Regions from separate parts of the Homo sapiens genome. Here region 1 is linked to region 2. Evidence: read pairs that join two places in POLR2A ChIA-PET (ENCODE). Cell type or tissue: Caco-2. All regions are shown on one strand. Each heading gives the region's core, and the rest is flanking DNA. Links, peaks and the distances in the headings are about the cores only.

What was found. Peaks named below come from ENCODE experiments on the same cell type or tissue, not always from the same donor. Only the 100,000 strongest peaks of a DNase experiment are listed, where the experiment ranks them.
Region 1: POLR2A ChIA-PET joins it to region 2 with 6 read pairs; 2 of 35 experiments call an interaction of 5 or more read pairs at or near these places.

The regions. Positions count from the first base shown.
Region 1 is chr20:37,468,291-37,476,247 of GRCh38, reverse strand. No RefSeq gene overlaps it. Among named protein-coding and RNA genes, the nearest start is that of NNAT, 49 kb to the left of the region's middle. In Caco-2, for the core only: no CTCF peak of the experiment used is centred there; DNase peaks (open chromatin) are centred at 2,967, 4,177, 6,207, 6,227 and 1 weaker place.
Region 2 is chr20:37,085,936-37,093,892 of GRCh38, reverse strand. It overlaps RBL1 (RB transcriptional corepressor like 1), which reads left to right. Exons shown (of 22, transcript NM_002895.5): 2 at 4,771-4,904. Among named protein-coding and RNA genes, the nearest start is that of RBL1, 6.1 kb to the left of the region's middle. In Caco-2, for the core only: no CTCF peak of the experiment used is centred there; no DNase peak of the experiment used is centred there.

The DNA.
Region 1 (7,957 bases), core at 1,627-6,626, 380 kb before region 2:
TAAGAGAACAACCTTCATAACCTTGGGTCAGGCAAAAATTTCTTAGCCACAACACCATAAAAGAACGAAATGATAAAAGCATGATTCATGAAGCAATAAATTGATCAACTGGACTCCATCAAATTTTTTTTAAGTATGCTCTTTTAATTGCTGAGAGAATGAAGGGACGAACAACAAACTGGGAGAAAACATTTGCAAATCATATATCTGATAAAGAACTTGTATCCAGAATATTTATAAAGGAGTCTTAAAACTCAATGATTAAAAAAAAAAACAACCCAATAAGAAATGAGCAAAAGATTTGAACAAACACTTCCCCAAAGAAGATAAACAGATGGCAAATTAACATACAAAAAGATGCTCAACATCTTGGACTTAATCTTGTAGGCAATAGGATGCCGTGGAAGGGTTTTGAGCAGGTAAGAGCCACAGGCAGATATTTGTCTTATGACGATCTCACTGGGACTTGGAGAAGCAAGTGGATTAGGGAGGGGTAATGGCCACAATTCAAAGTTGACTTTGTGGGGCCTGCGGACACCTGGGGGAGATGGCCAGCGGGAAGTCATGGCCAGTAGGAAGTCATGGCCAGCGGGAAGTCAGGTCCAGCAGTCTGGCTTTCAGGAGGACATCTCAACCAGAGCTGCAGAGTTGGGGTGGCCATGTCTTGGGGAGACTGAGAGGTAGGGAGAGTCCTGTTGGAATCTAAGGACCTCCAACCCATCATTTCAGGGGCTGGCAGAGCCTGGGGCACCTACAAAAGCAACGGAGAGAAAGAAATGTCAGTGCCACGTGGCCACGTGAGCAGAGCTGGAGAGCAGGTTGTCATGGAAACTGGGCTAGTGAAGCGTTTCTAGGAGAGCAAGATCAGCAGGACCAAATGTAGCAGAAAATCCAAACCGATGAAGGCTGAAAATTTCTTTTGATTTGGCAATTAGTGGAACACTGATGAGCTTAACAAGAGCAATTTCAGGGGACCATGGGCCAGGGAAAGGGTGGAGATGGAGAGAGATTTAGGAAATAAAATGGGCCAGAGTTGGGGATGGGGTGCACCCTGGGGGAAGAGAAGCAGAGGAGGAGGAGGAGGAAGAGGAGGGCAGTGTCAAGCAAGACCCCTGGGTTTCTGGCATTCAGAATGGGTTGAATGGCAGCGGGAAGGGAAGCTGCAAGAGGATAAGGTTTGCAAGAGGAAAATCAGGAGTTCCATTTGGGACATTTTTATCCAACAAATGCATTTTAGTATTTACGATTTGCCAGACACTGTTCTAGGAGTGTTACTTAATGTTAATTCATTCATACTTACAACTATACCATAAGGTAGATACTACCTCATCTATCATCGTTTACACACAAGGAAACAGAGACACACAGAGGTTGAGAAACTTGCCCACAACAAGGAGGTGGCAGAGTTCAGACTTGAAGCCAGCCCATCCAGATGTGTTGATGTGAGGTCCCTGAAGTAAACAAATGGGGTGTCAAGGAGGCAGGTGGATCCGGGATCTGGGGCTCGGCAGGGATGGAGGGGTAAGAGTGGATCCAAGCAGGGAAGGACCTGATTTGGTGTGGAGTGTACACTGGAGGTCACTGGGTCCAGGAGGGTGTCGAAGCATCAGGGGTGGGTGATACTGTGGGAGAGAGTCCAGGCAGAGGCCCAGACCATGCCAGCATTTGGGGGCCCCCCAGGGAGATTGAAAAGGGAGGGCCAGAGGACAGACATGAGGAGGAGACACACAGGAACCCAAGGAGGAGGGTTTCCAAAAGGTGAACTGGCTGGCCATGGGCTGTGTCCAGAGAGGGCAGAGGAGGTGACTTGGCCCTGGGGAGGCTTTGGGGGGATCCTTGTCGGAGCAGCCTTGGGTGAAGGCAGAGGAGCCGTAAAAAGGGAGGCAGTGAAGGCTCTAGCTACAAGGGAGAGAGGGACAAGGGGGAGAGACAGGGGAGCAGGGTCCCGAAAGGTATTATTTTTAAGTGGAAACAATTTTTTAATTTTTAAATGTTTTTCATTAAATCAGAAAGTACATTTATATGGTTCAAAATTCAAAATCCACAAAAGGCCACCCAGAGAAAAGTCTCCCTCCTGCCCGTCTCCTCCAGCCTCTCAGGCCCCCTTTGTAAAGGCAACTGGCACATCCTTCCAGAGACAGAAAAATGAAAATCGCAATGTGGAATTCTGGAAATAGAAAAGCAGTTCAGAATCCCAAGATTCTTAAGAAGAGGACGGTGTTCAGAGTGAGAGACGAAACAGAGACACAATCAAGCTGGGGGCAGCAGGAAATTAGCTTTGGACAAGAACATGTGTTTCGGTGAATAGAACAAAATTGAATCATTTTCTTTCTGCCAAGTAACGTGAGCTCGGCATTCTTCTGGGGCCCTCTCGCCTGTCCCTGGGTCCTGGTGGCAGCTGGCATCACAGGGACTTTGTCCTGCCCCACAGCTGGAGACACCGGCCCTCGCCTTCACCCTCAGCACCTGGCGACTGGCATTCATCCTGGCGGCTGCTGAATTCACATTTTCTGACATGAAATGCAAATGTCTGAAATGCAGTTCAATCTTTAAAAAAAAAATGATGAAAACCAATTGGGGTGTCAAGGAAGACATAGTGAGCAGAGGCTGGGTTTGGGGGAGGGTAGGTGTGGGGTAGGGGAGAAGAGGCTGTTGACAGGGAGGGCTCCTGACTCCTGGAGTTCCTGTGGGATCAGGAAATAAAGGCTGCATGCAGTAGGACTAGGATTCTCAGGGCAAGTTTGCCCTCCCTTGCCTCAAAAGCCCCCAACTCTGGAGGCAGGTGCTGGACTAACAGGAAGCCCATGGGGTTATGGGATGGGCTCAGGGCAAGGATCACTTTCAGGGTAAAGGCCTCAGGGGACAGAGTGACCCCTGCCTCACCCCATGACTCCAGGCAGATGGCCACCCCTCTCTGTGCCTCAGTCTCTGTGGCCGTAGAAATAGTGGGCAGGTGGTTCGGGGAGAGCTCGCACAGAGCCACCACTCCCTTCTTCCAGCAATTTGGGCCCTGACCACAGTGGACTCTCGGGATCCTTAGGCCACCTTCCCTGTCTATAGCGGATGCCCCGGAGGCCACTCAGAGCCCTGTTGTCTAGTACACATCACAGTCATGGAACCAGAGCAAGGGGGCTCAAGGGGTCAGTGGGCACCCCCAAGACAGTCTCTGGCAGTTTGAAGGGGTGGGAATGGGCCCTGGGGTCTGCCTGAGCCTTCAGAGGTACATCCTCGGGGAGCCAGGTAAAGTTCTCAAGTGGGCCTTAGAACAGCATCACCGTGCAACAAGAGGGGCTGGCCAGGCTACTCCCACCAGCACCATCCCTGCCACCTTCACAGCACCTGGACCCTCAACTCTTGCTGCTTTGGGGAGTGGCCTTCATGAGTCTTGTGAAGGGTTTTGACCCCTGAGAAGGGGAAAACTGCCGTCAGACACTCACACTCTTTATATAAACTTAATTTTTTTTTTTTTTTTTTTTTTTTTTTTTTTTTAGAGATAGGGTCTCACTCTGTTGCCCAGGCTGGAGTGCATTGCTGCGATCATAGCTCACTGTAGCCTCGAGCTCCTGGACTCAAGTGATCCTTCCTCCTCAGCCTCCCAAGTAGCTGGGACTAAGGTGTGCCACCATGCCAGGCTAATGCTAATTTTTAAAAATTTTTGTAGAAACAGGATCTTGCTATGTTGCCCAGGCTCGTTTCAAACTTCTGAGCTCAAGTGATCCTCCCGCCTCAGCCTCCAAAGCACTGGGATTACAGGCATGAGCCACCATGCCCAGCCTGAACTTCGATATTATAATTGAAAAATTAATACATTTATGGATGTAGTGTCCCCCTCCCTCCCCAGAGGCCACCACAGCCACCTGGATGTCATGAATCCTTGAGGGCTTCAAGGAGCTAGCATTAGGGTGGAGGAGAAGCATTGGAAGTGGGGGATTGAAGGTGCACAGGATGAGCTGGCCCATCAGATGTGGGGTACAGGAGGGAGAACAATGGGACGCTTGTGCCCAGGTTCCCACCCAGGAGACCTGGTGGGTGTTTGTAGTATCCCTTGCAGGAGGCGAACTGAGAGTCCTCCATGGAACATGACAGGTTTGGTTTAGGACATCTTGGGCTGGGGGACACCCAAGGGATGTGAGCATCAGAAGTCGCCTGGTGCAGCAGATGCCTCGCTCAGCTGCAGCTCCAGCTCACCGGGTACAAACAGGCCTTTGTCCTTCCCCGTCTCTCTAGACGCTTCCCTCCACATTCCCCAGTAACTACTCCATACATTCTCCTGCTTTCCACAAAACACTGACTTCCCTCCCTGCCCTGCCTCAGGGACTGGGGCTGTTTTGTTCCCCAGCATAGATTCCCACTAAATATTTGCTGATTGGCTAAAAGCATCCAAATGGTGATCTCACCTGAGAGCCCCTGTGCCAGACACGGGAGACACAGCAGAAGATGCCAGAAGCCCTGGACCACACAAAGCTCTTAAACTAGCAGAGGAGACAGACAAAAAAAACCAGGTGTGCAAATGACTACATACTCTGTCTTCAGGTGGTCATGCGTGTGAGGGCGAACATGCAGGATGAGGGCGACAGGCTGGAGGATGACCTGAGCCTGCGCTTGCAATGGGTGAGGGAAGGGGCCAAGCCATTTAGACGGGATATTCAGGGAAGGCCTCTTGGAAAAGGTAGCTTTCTGTCCGAGATCTCAATGACACGAGGAGTAAGTCATGTGCTGATTCGGGGAGGGAGGCATCCCTGTCAGAGGTACTGTCTTAATTTGCTAAGGCTATGAGAATAAGTGCTTCAAACTGGCGGCTTCAACATCAGAAAGGTATTGTCTCTGTCCTGGAGGCAAGAAGTCCAAGATCAAGGTGTCGGTAGGGCTGATTCCTTCTGGGGGCTGTGAGGGAGAATCTGTCCCAGGCCTTCTCCTAGCTTCTGGAGGTTGGCTGGCAACCTTCGGCCTTCCCAGTCTTGTAGACCAGCACGTCCATTTTCACCTTCACATGGCGTTCTCCCTGTGTGCGTCTGTGTCCAAATCTCTCCTTCTTATAAAGACACCAGTCATAATGGATTAGGGGCTCACCCTACTCCAGTGTGACCTCATCTGTATTAGGTTGTTCTTGCACTGCTGTAAAGAAATACCTAAGACTGAGTAATTTATAAAGAAAAGAGGTTTAATTGGCTCACAGTTGTACAGGCTATGCAGGAAACATAGCAGCTTCTGCTTTGGCGAGGCCTCAGGAAACTTACAATCATGGCAGAAGGTGTGAAGGGGAAGCAGGCTTGTCTTATATGGCCAGAGCAGGATCAAAAGGGAGTAGGATGGCGCTACCCACTTTTAAACAGCCAGATCTCATGAGAACTTATGAGAACAGCACCGAGGGGGATGGCGCTAAACCGTTCATGAGGAACCGCCCCATGTCCCCCATGCCCCGTGACCCAATCACCTCCCATCAGGCCTCACCCTCAACACCGGGGATTACACTTCAACATAAGATTAGGTGGGGACACAGATCCAAACCATATCATCATCTTAATGAATTACATCTACACAACCCTATTTCTTTTTTTTTTTTTTTCTTTTTTGAGATTTAGTCTTGCTCTGTCACCCAGGCTGGAGTGCAGTGGTGTGATCTTGGCCCGCTGCAACCTCTGCCTCCCGGGTTCAAGCGATTCTCCTGCCTCGGCCTCCAGAGTAGCTGGGATTACAGGCATGTCTCACCATGCCTGGCTAATTTTTGTATTTTTAGTAGAGACGAGGTTTCACCATGTTAGCCAGGCTGGTCTTGAACTCCTGACCTCAGGTGATCCACCCGCTTTGACCTCTTAAAGCGCTGGGATTACAGGCGTGAGCCACCGCGCCCAGCCTGCACAACCCTATTTCCAAATAAGGTCACAATCTGGAGTATAGGAGGTTAGGACTTGAACACATGAATTGTGGGGGGTGCAGTTCAGCCCATTAACAGAGATCCTGTAAAGCAGGGCCCTGTAAATGGGCTGAATTGCATGTCCCCATAATGTCCATGTCCTGGTGTGTTCCAGGACGGGCAACAAGGCTAGTGTGGCTGCACCAGCGAGCAAGGGGAAGGGAGCAAGAGGGTGGAGTGGGAAACAGAGGCACTTCACACAGGGCCTTGTTGGAGTTTATTCCAACTGCAGTGGGGGGCGTTGTGGGTCTGAGAACTGACTTCCATTTCTTAAAGATCCTCCGGCCACCATGTGGAGAGTAACCGAGTAAGTCTGCAGGTGGAGTCCTCTGCACCAAAGGGGCTGAGCAGGCCCAGCAAGAACACAATGGGAGACATGACAATGTCAGGATAGGTTCCAGACATGAGCCAGCTGAGCAGGAGGGCCAACGGGATTTCCGGAGCCACCTGCTCTGGGGACTGAGGCGGAGATGCATAGAGGGCCTTGCCATCTGCTTACACCCCAAGTAGGGTGGGGGCTGAGAAGTGCCATCCATGGTTGCTAGCCAGGGTGCTTTAGTGGCCTGGGCTACAGCTCAGAGACCAACGTCTAACCTAGAACGCCAGGCTGGGAAGGAGGACACAGTCCAGGAACCTGAGGGAATGCCAAGGAGAAGAGGCCTGGGGCTGAGTCCTGGACCTCGCCAGACATAGGCACTGGATGCAGAAAGACAAGCCCGCTAAGGATGTTGATGAAGGCCCACAAGGGGGTCCTAGGGGAGCAGGAGAAGGTACCAAGGAGACTGATGAAGGTCCTCAAGGGGGTCCCAGGAGAACAGGAGAAGGTGCTCTGGGAAGCAAGGGAGGAGGGCGTTTCCAGCAGGTGGACAGGGTCACCCATGGGCTGTGAGCAGAGAGTTTGGATGGGGGATGAGCAAGCCATGGAGCCCCTGGGCTTGGCCGATGGGAAGCTTTGGAGGACCTTCATGGGAGCAGCTGGTGAGGAGAGGGGAGGGGCACAACTGGTTGGGAAACCACTCAAGAAAGAAAAAGGAAGGAAGGAGAGAGGCAGGAAGGAAGGAGAGAGGCAGGCAGGAAGGAGAGAGGCAGGAAGGCAGGGTCCAGCGAGAACTAGTTTTGATCAAGCATGAGATGTGTGAGGGTTAGTGAGTGGAAGGGGCCAGGACATTGAACAATTAAGGATGCAGCAGGGAGCAGATGGGTCATCGCAGAGGGATTATGGTCGGACAGTCACATGTGTCAGGTTGAACAGGACCTAATTAAACCGCTGCCTCTCATGGGCAACCTGATTCTTGTGTCCTTCTAGGGCTTAGAACTCCCCCTCCATGGGTGTTAGCAGCCCCTGCAGGCCCCAGTTTCATCTCACCTCCTGGCTGGGATCTTGTATTCCTCATCTTTTCTCATCCTTGGCTCTTGCAATGATCAGTGAGGCTGACAAGTGCATAATATACTTTGTTTTGTATTTTGTATTATTATTGTTATTTTCAGAGACAAGATCTTGCTCTGTCACTCAGGCTGGAGTGCAGCAGTGCAATCATAGCTCATTGCAGCCTCAAACTCCTGGGCTCAAGCAATCCTTCTGCCTCAGCTTCTCAAGTAGCTGGGAATACAGGTGTGCCCCCTTCGCCCTGTTAATTAAAACAAATTTTTTTTAGAGATTGGGGGGGTCTTGTTATGTTGCTCAGACTAGTCTCAAACTCCTGGCCGCAAACAATTCTCCCACCTCAACATCTCATTATTTTGTATTAACACACCTAGAACCCACACAATACAGTGCACAAATCTTAAGTGTGTGGCCCAGTGAATTTTTAATTACACACACACCCATGTAATCACCACCCAAATATAAAATAATTCCATCCCCTAGAAGCTTCCCTTGTACCCCTTGTCCGTTAGTACCCAACCCCACAGAAGTAATTACTATTCTGACTTCTATCACCCAAGAGTGGTTTTGCTTCTTCTTAAACTTCAGATGAATGGAATCAGTGTGTCTCCTCATGTCTGTCTCCTTTCATGAAACCTGTCTATGAGATTCACGCAGGT
Region 2 (7,957 bases), core at 1,951-6,950:
GAGGTGGGCAGATCACCTTAGGTCAGGGGTCCAAGACCAGCCTGGCCAGCATGGTGAAACCCCGTCTCTACTAAAAATATAAAATTAGCTGAGCATGGTGACGTGCACTTGTAATCCCAGCTACTCAGGAGGCTGAGGCAGGAGAATCTCTTGAAACCAGGAGGTAGAGGTTGCAGTGAGCCAAGATCACGCCATTGCACTCCACCCTGCACAAGAGTGTAACTCCATCTCAAAAAAAAAAAAAAAATGGAAAGAAACAGGGTCTTGCTCTTTTGACCAGGCCTGGAATGCAGTGGTGCAATTATAGCTCACTGTAAACTCAAACTTCTGTGCTCAAGTGATGTTCCTGCTTCAGCCTCCCCAGTAGCTGGGACTATAGGCATGCACCACGGTGCTCAGCTAATTTTTCAATTTTTTGTGGAGATAGTATCTGACTATGTTGCCCAAGCTGGTCTTGAACTGGCCTCAAGTGATTTTTCTGCCGCAGCCTCCCAGAGCATTGGGATTACAAGCATGAGCCACCGAGCCCAGCCCAATGCTTGCTTTAGAAAGCACAAATGTATGAACTGAAATTTTGTGTTTATTCTATCCAGTGTTTATTTTCCTCTTTTTTTAAAATCAATTTTTTAAAGGTATTTGGAGTAGTCATTTTCATATATCTCATGCTTCCTAAGAAGTCTTTCTCCAATCCCTACCCCTCTCTAGTCTACCTGACAAACTCCTGCTTACATTTTTATTGATTTACAAATTTTGTCTCCTTTTGTGAGGCCTTCCCTAAACTGTAGTCAAAATCAGTTATTCACTGCACTATATTCTCCTACAACACTTTATCTTCAGTTCTTCTTATAGCTTGTATATCTCACCAATTATAAATGATAGTATCTGTTCCTCTTCTTAGCTCCAGATGTGAAGTTCTGTGAGATCAGAAAACATTTTTTGTATTTCTAAGGCCTGGCAAGTAGGCCTTAGAAATGCAAAAAATGGTTTCTGATATCATAGAATTCATAGAATTTTTATGAAATAGGATTTTATCAAATAGAATTGTATTCTATTTTATTCTCATGGAATAAAATAGTTGACTTTTTTAAGGAAAGAAAGTCAGGCCAGGCACAGTGGCTCACACCTATAATCCCAGCACTTTGGGAGGCTGAGGCAGGAGGATCACTTGAGCCCAGAAGTTCAAGACCAGCCTGGGCAACATAGTGAGACCCTATCTCTACACAAAATAAAATAGGCTGGGCATGGTGGCTCACACCTGTTATCCCGACATTTTGGGAGGCTGAGGCAGGTGGATCACTTGAGCCCAGGAGTTTGAGACCAGCTTGGGCAATATGGTGAAACCCCATCTCTACAAAAATTAGCTGGGTGTGGTGGCATGTGCCTTTAGTCCCAGCTACTCCAGAGGCTAAGGTGGGGGGATTGCTTGAGCCTGGGAGGTCGAGGCTGCAGTGGCCCTCATTCCTGGGAAGTCAAGACTGCAGTGGCCCTGATTGTACCACTGCACTCCAGCCTGGGGCAACAGAGTGAGACCCTGTTTTAAAAAGTAAAATAAAAATCAGTGTATTCTTTAATGTCTTTAAAAAAATCGAAACAATAATTTTAGGACTTATATTTTCACCATCTTGCTAGAATTTTCATTTAGTAGCCTGTATCCAAAGGCTCTATAATACTTGGATGCTAATCCCAAACAACTCTTTCTCTTTTTCTTTTTTGAGACAAAAAAAGGGCCTCAGGCACTTCTCCCATCTCAGCCTCCAGAGTAGCTGGGACTACAGGCGCATACCACCACGTCCTGCTAATTTTTTTGTATTTTGTAGAGATAGGGTTTTGCTGTGTTACCCAAGCTAGTCTCGAACCCCTGAACTCAAGCAGTCCACCCACATCAGCTTCCCAAAGTGCTGGAATTACATGCGTAAGCCACCATGACCAGACCCTATTCCCAAGCAATTCATTAATCAAAGCTTGTAAAAATATTCATCTTTAAGCTTACCTGCCTCATTTAGTGCTTTGAGAAAAGACTTCTCATTCCTTCAGGGTAGGAACATTGGGTTTATTGATGGCCACCCATTTCTACCCACCCCTTTTAGATTATTGCAAGAAATCTTTTTATCAATCTTTTTATCCTTCTAGGGTTTGGTCTTAAAGACAGTCTGTGGAACAGTGTATAAGAACACTATTGTGTTGTGCTATCAGATTTACATCTGTAATTCTTTTTTTTTTTTTTTTTGAGATAGAGTCTCGTTCTTTCACCCTTGCTGGAGTCCAGTGGGTCAGTCACAGCTCACTGCAGCCTTAACCTTCTGGACTCAAATGATCCTCCCATCTCAGTTCCCCAGGTAGCTCTAACTACAGACGTGCCACATACCCGGCTAATTTTTTCCTTTTTTGTACAGACGGGGGTCTCACTATGTTTCCTAGGCTGATCTTGAACTCCTGAGCTCAAGCAATCCTCTGCCTCAGCCTCCCAAAGTGCTGGGGTTACGAGCATGAGCCACTGTGCCTGGCCTTTATCTGTAATTCTTGTTTTTTTTTTTGAGATGGAGTCTCACTCCCGTTGCGCAGGCTGGAGTGCAGTGGCGTGATCTCGGCTCACTGCAACCCCCACCTCCTAGGTTCAAGTGATTCTCCTTCCTCAGCCTCCCAAGTAGCTGGGATTACAGGCGTGCGCCACCACACCTGGCTAATTTTTGTATTTTTTAGTAGAGACGGGGTTTCGCCACATTGGCCAGGCTGCTCTCAAACTCCTGACCTCAGGTGATCCACCCATCTCGGCCTCCCAAAGTGCTAGGATTACAGACGTGAGCCACCGCACCGGCCTATCCGTAATTCTTAATCCTTAAACTTCAGCTATTGTATTTCAGCAGTGAAGTCATGAAGTGATTCTAGCTTGGAGATGTCTGAAGTCTAATGCAGAAAATTGTTGAATTCCCAAATGTCACCTTTTTGTGGCATTGTAAATTGAGATATCTACTAATATAAAGAGCCGTGCTTACTACAGTCGTGTGCTGCAGAATGTTTCAGTCAGTGATGGACCACACATACTTTATTTTTACTATATGTTTTCTGTGTTTAGATACACAAATAATTACTATTGTGTTACATTTACCAACAGTATTTAGTATAGTAACATGCTCCACAGGTTTGTAGCCTAGAAACAATAAGCATACCATATAGCCTAGGTTTAGTAGGCTATGCTATGTTTGCACAACAAAATTGCCTAATGTTGCATTTCTCAGAATATATCCCTGTCATTAAGCAATGCATATGACTGTATTTTAAAGATGACATGTTTTGGGGTAAATCCCCAAATGTTTACCTTACAAAAATGACAGTCTCCTTCATGTTGCGTAAGATTAATATTAATTTTTTATGTGTGACTCCCTTGCCAACTTTTTACTCTGTTCTTGCCTTTCCCTGCCACACTAAAGAGAAACATAAAGCAAAAACGATAGAAACTTCAGGATCATCAAGGCCATTTCTTAAAATCAAGAAAGTCATGCTGACAAATTTTAATAAAACTCTTCTGGTAATTCAGACATGCTTCACTTAATGACAGGGACATGGTCTAAGAAATGCAACATTAGGTGATTTTGTTGTGTGAACTTCACAGAGTATACTTATGCAAACCTAGATAGTGTAGTCTACTATACACCTAGGCTGTTTAATATAGCCTGTTGCTCCTGGGCTGCAAACTTGTTCAGCATGTTTCTGTACTGAACACTATAGGCAACTATAATGGTGAGTATGTGTGTATCTAAACATAAAAGGGGTACAGTAAATTATAATTTTTTAAATATATAGAACAGTTAGAACATACAGTATTACAATCTTTTTTGTGTGTGTGACAGAGTGTCCCTGTGTTGCCCAGGCTAGACTGTAGTGGCACGATCTCTACTCACTGCAACCTCTGCCTCCCGAGTTTAAGCTATTCTCCTGCCTCAGCCTCCCAAGTAGGTGGGACTACAGGTGCATGCCACCACACCCAGCTAATTTTTTGCATTTTTAGTAGAGACGGAGTTTTGCCATGTTGGCCAGGCTGGTCTTGAACCCCTGGCCTCAAGTGATTCACCCGCTCCAGCCTCCCAGGCATGAGCCACCGCGCCTGGCAAGTATTATAATCTTAAGTGACCACCATTGTATATGTGGTCCAGTGTTGACCAAGATGTTATGTGGCATATGCCTGTATTAGATTTGGAGTGTAGGTGAAAGAGTTTTTTTCTTTTTTTTTTTTTTAAGAGACAGGATTTAAGAGACAGGATCTCGCTCAGCTGCCTATGTTGGAATGTAGTGGCACAAACATAGCTCACTGCAGTCTTGAACTCCTGAGCTTAAGCGATACTCTTGCCTCAGCCACCCAAGTAGCTGGGACTGCAGGCAAGCACCACCATGCCTGGCTAATTTTTTTATTTTCATTTTTAGAGTCTACGTTGCCCTGGCTAGTCTTAAACTCCTGGCATCAAGTGATACTCGCACCTCAGCCTCCCGAGTTACTGGGATTACAAACATGAGCCACCAAGCCAGGCTTTTATCTTTAGATTAATATTAATTTAGCATGTTATAGTTGTAAAAACACAGAACTAAGAGTAAGGAGTTTTATACCCATTACTGCAACTAACAGCTTTGTGACCTTGGGCAAATATCTTCACTTCTCTGGCCCTTTATCTACATAAGGAAAATTGAGACCAGATAATTCTACATCTCTTGTTTCTAGAATTAAAGCATTTTAACATAATATTATACCTGTTTTGCTGTTTGTCTTTTGCTTGCCAGGGAGAAGTTACACACTGGTTGGCATGTTCATTATATGTTGCATGCCGCAAAAGCATTATTCCCACGGTTGGAAAGGGTATCATGGAAGGCAACTGTGTTTCACTTACCAGAATACTACGTTCAGCTAAATTAAGGTAAACCTCTTTGATGTTTTTAAATGTTATATAAGCTCTAAATTTTGGAATCAGTTTTCTCTTGTTTTGAGATCATTTGACTTCATTTAATTTTTATTTTATTTATTTATTTATTTATTTATTTTTGAGACGCAGTCTCACTGTGCCAGCCAGGCTGGAGTGCAGTGGCACAGTCTTGGCTTACTGCAATCTCTGCCTCCTGGGTTCAAGTGATTCTCATGCCTCAGCCTCCTGAGTATCTGGGATTACAGACACACACCACCAAGCCCGGCTAATTTTTTGTATTTTTTTTTTTTAGTAGAGATGGGGTTTCATCATGTTGGTCAGGCTGTTCTCGAACTCCTGACCTCAAATGATCTACCCACCTCAACCTCCCAAAGTGCTATGGGATTATAGACGTGAGCCACTGTGTGACTTCATTTAATTCTAAGTTATAACATAGATAATCCTTTCCCAATTTTCATATTCTTTCTCTGCCTTTCTCAAATTCTGCTAGAAACCTCTGTGTTGAATCTTTAGCTATACTTTTTAAAATTAATTTTTTAAAATTTGGAAATAATTTTAGGCTTACAGAGAAGTTACAAAAATAAGAAAAGGACAATACCCATATACCCTTGACTCAGAGTCACCTGTTATTGACATTTTATCCCATTTGCTTTCTCATTTGATTTTTCTTTCTTCAATATATAGATCTTTCTCTCTCTCTCTTTTTTTTTTTTTTTTGAGATGGAGTTTTGCTCTTGTTGCCCAGGCTAGAGTGCAGTGGTGCAATCTCAGCTCACCACAACCTCTGCCTCCTGGGTTCAAGCGATTCTCCTGCCTCAGCCTCCCGAGTAGCTGGGATTACAGGCATGTGCCACCACGCCTGGCTAATTTTGTATTTTTAGTAGAGACGGAGTTACTCCATGTTTGGTCAGGCTGGTCTCGAACTCCCGACCTCAGGTGATCCACCCGCCTCAGCCTCCCTAAATGCTGGGATTACAGGCGTGAGCCAGCACTCCCAGCCAGATCTTTCTCTTTTTATCCTCAACCATTTCAGTCTAAGTAGCATACATTTGTAGCCTTTTACCCCAAAATACTTCACTGTGTATTTCTTTAAATAACTACAGTACAGCTACCAACTTCAGCAAAATTAACACTGATAAAATAATTTTATTTAACCTGCTAACTCTGTTCTAGTTTTGTTAGTTGATTCAATAATGTTCTTTATGGCATTTTTTTTCCTGGAAGTACAATTTCTAATTAAGGATCAGGTATTGCATTTGCTTATCATGTCTATTTATTCTTCTGTAATTAGGAACATTTCCACAGCCTTTCTTTTTCTTTTATGACATTACCATTTTTGAAGAATATAATCCACAATCACTTTGTCCCTTTCTTTAATTAAAAAAAATTTTTTTAGAGGCCGAGTCTTGCTGTATTGCCCAGGCCTCGAGTGCAGTGGCACCTTTTTAGCTCACTGCAGCCTCAAACTCCTCAGCTCAAATGATCCTCCTGCTTCAGCCTCCCAAGTAGCTGAGACTACAATCATGTGCCACCATGCCTGACTGATATTTTTAAATCTTTTTATAGAGACAGGGTCTTACTATGTTGCTCAAGCTTGTCTCAAAGTCCTGACCTTAAGTGGTCCTCTTGCCTCAGCCTTTTTTTTTTTTGGGACAGAGTCTCACTCTGTTGCCCAGGTGGAGTGCAGTGGTGCAATCTGGACTCGTTGCAACCTCCGCCTCCCGGGTTCAAGCGATTCTCCTGCCTCAGCCTCCTGAGTAGCTGGGACTACAGGCATGTGCCACCACGCCCAGCTAATTTTTGTATTTTTCGTAGAGATGTGGATTCACCATATTAGCCAGGCTGGTCTCAAACTCCTGACCTTGTGATCCGCCTGCCTCAGCCTCCCAAAGTGCTGGGATTACAGGCGTGAGCCACTGTGCCCACCCTCATCCCCTCTTTTAATAGATGGTTCCCAATTTTGGATTTGTCTCCTATTAACTTTTGATTAGATGCAGGTTAGTCATTCCCTGATGGAAAACTGTATAAGTGATTTTGTCTCCTGAGGATATCACATCTGATGATGGCATGTGTTATCCATCTGCATCTCATTGGTGATGTTAATTTTTGTCATCTGGTCAAGATGTTGTCCTATTTCTCTACTGTATATTAATTTTTTTCACCTTGCAGCTACTCTATGGGTCTCAGATACATCTTTTACTTACTCTAGTATCAAGCATATAGAATTATTTGGCTGGATAGGAAACAAAACAAATTTAGCTATCCAGTTTGGATTCATGCTAATATTCTTTGTTTCTGGGACAAAACTATTTGTGGTCATTGTCTATTTGCTATTCCTGTGTTTCCAGAATAGAAGAGGAGCAAAGTTTAAAGCCCTATTCAGAAATGGCAAATAGGTTTTAGTTGATGCTAAATTTAAATTTTTTTTTATTTTTATTTTTTGAGACGGAGTTTTGCTCTTGTTGCCCCGGCTGGAGTGCAATGGCCTGATCTCAGCCTCCCCAGTAGCTGGGATTACAGGCGCCCGCCACCACGCCTGGCTAATTTTTTATATTTTTAATAGGGAGAGGGTTTCACCATGTTGGCCAGGATGGTTTCAAACTCCTGACCTCAGGTGATCCACCCGCCTCGGCCTCCCTAAGTGCTGGGACTATAGACGTAAGCCACCGTGTCCAGCCTAAAAAAAATGTTTTTAAACAACTTTGGTTCTAAAAATAAAATAAGATGATAAAAATTAAATGAAGATCAATGGGGTTAATTTTTTAATTGAGCAAGACATTATCATTGTTAGTATAAAACAATCTGATCTTTTTCTGTCAATGTTTGTCATTGTTCATATAATTTCAAAAATCTTTGTAATGACAGATTCTGGGGGAACTAAACAAAAAAGAATTATAACAAAACAAATGTAGAGCAGTACATGGCAGGAGAATCACTTGAACCTTGGAGGTGGAGGTTGCAGTGAGCTGAGATAGCGCCACTGCACTCCAGCCTGGGCGACAGAGCAAGACTCCATTTCAAATTAAAAAAACAAGGCTGGGCGCGGT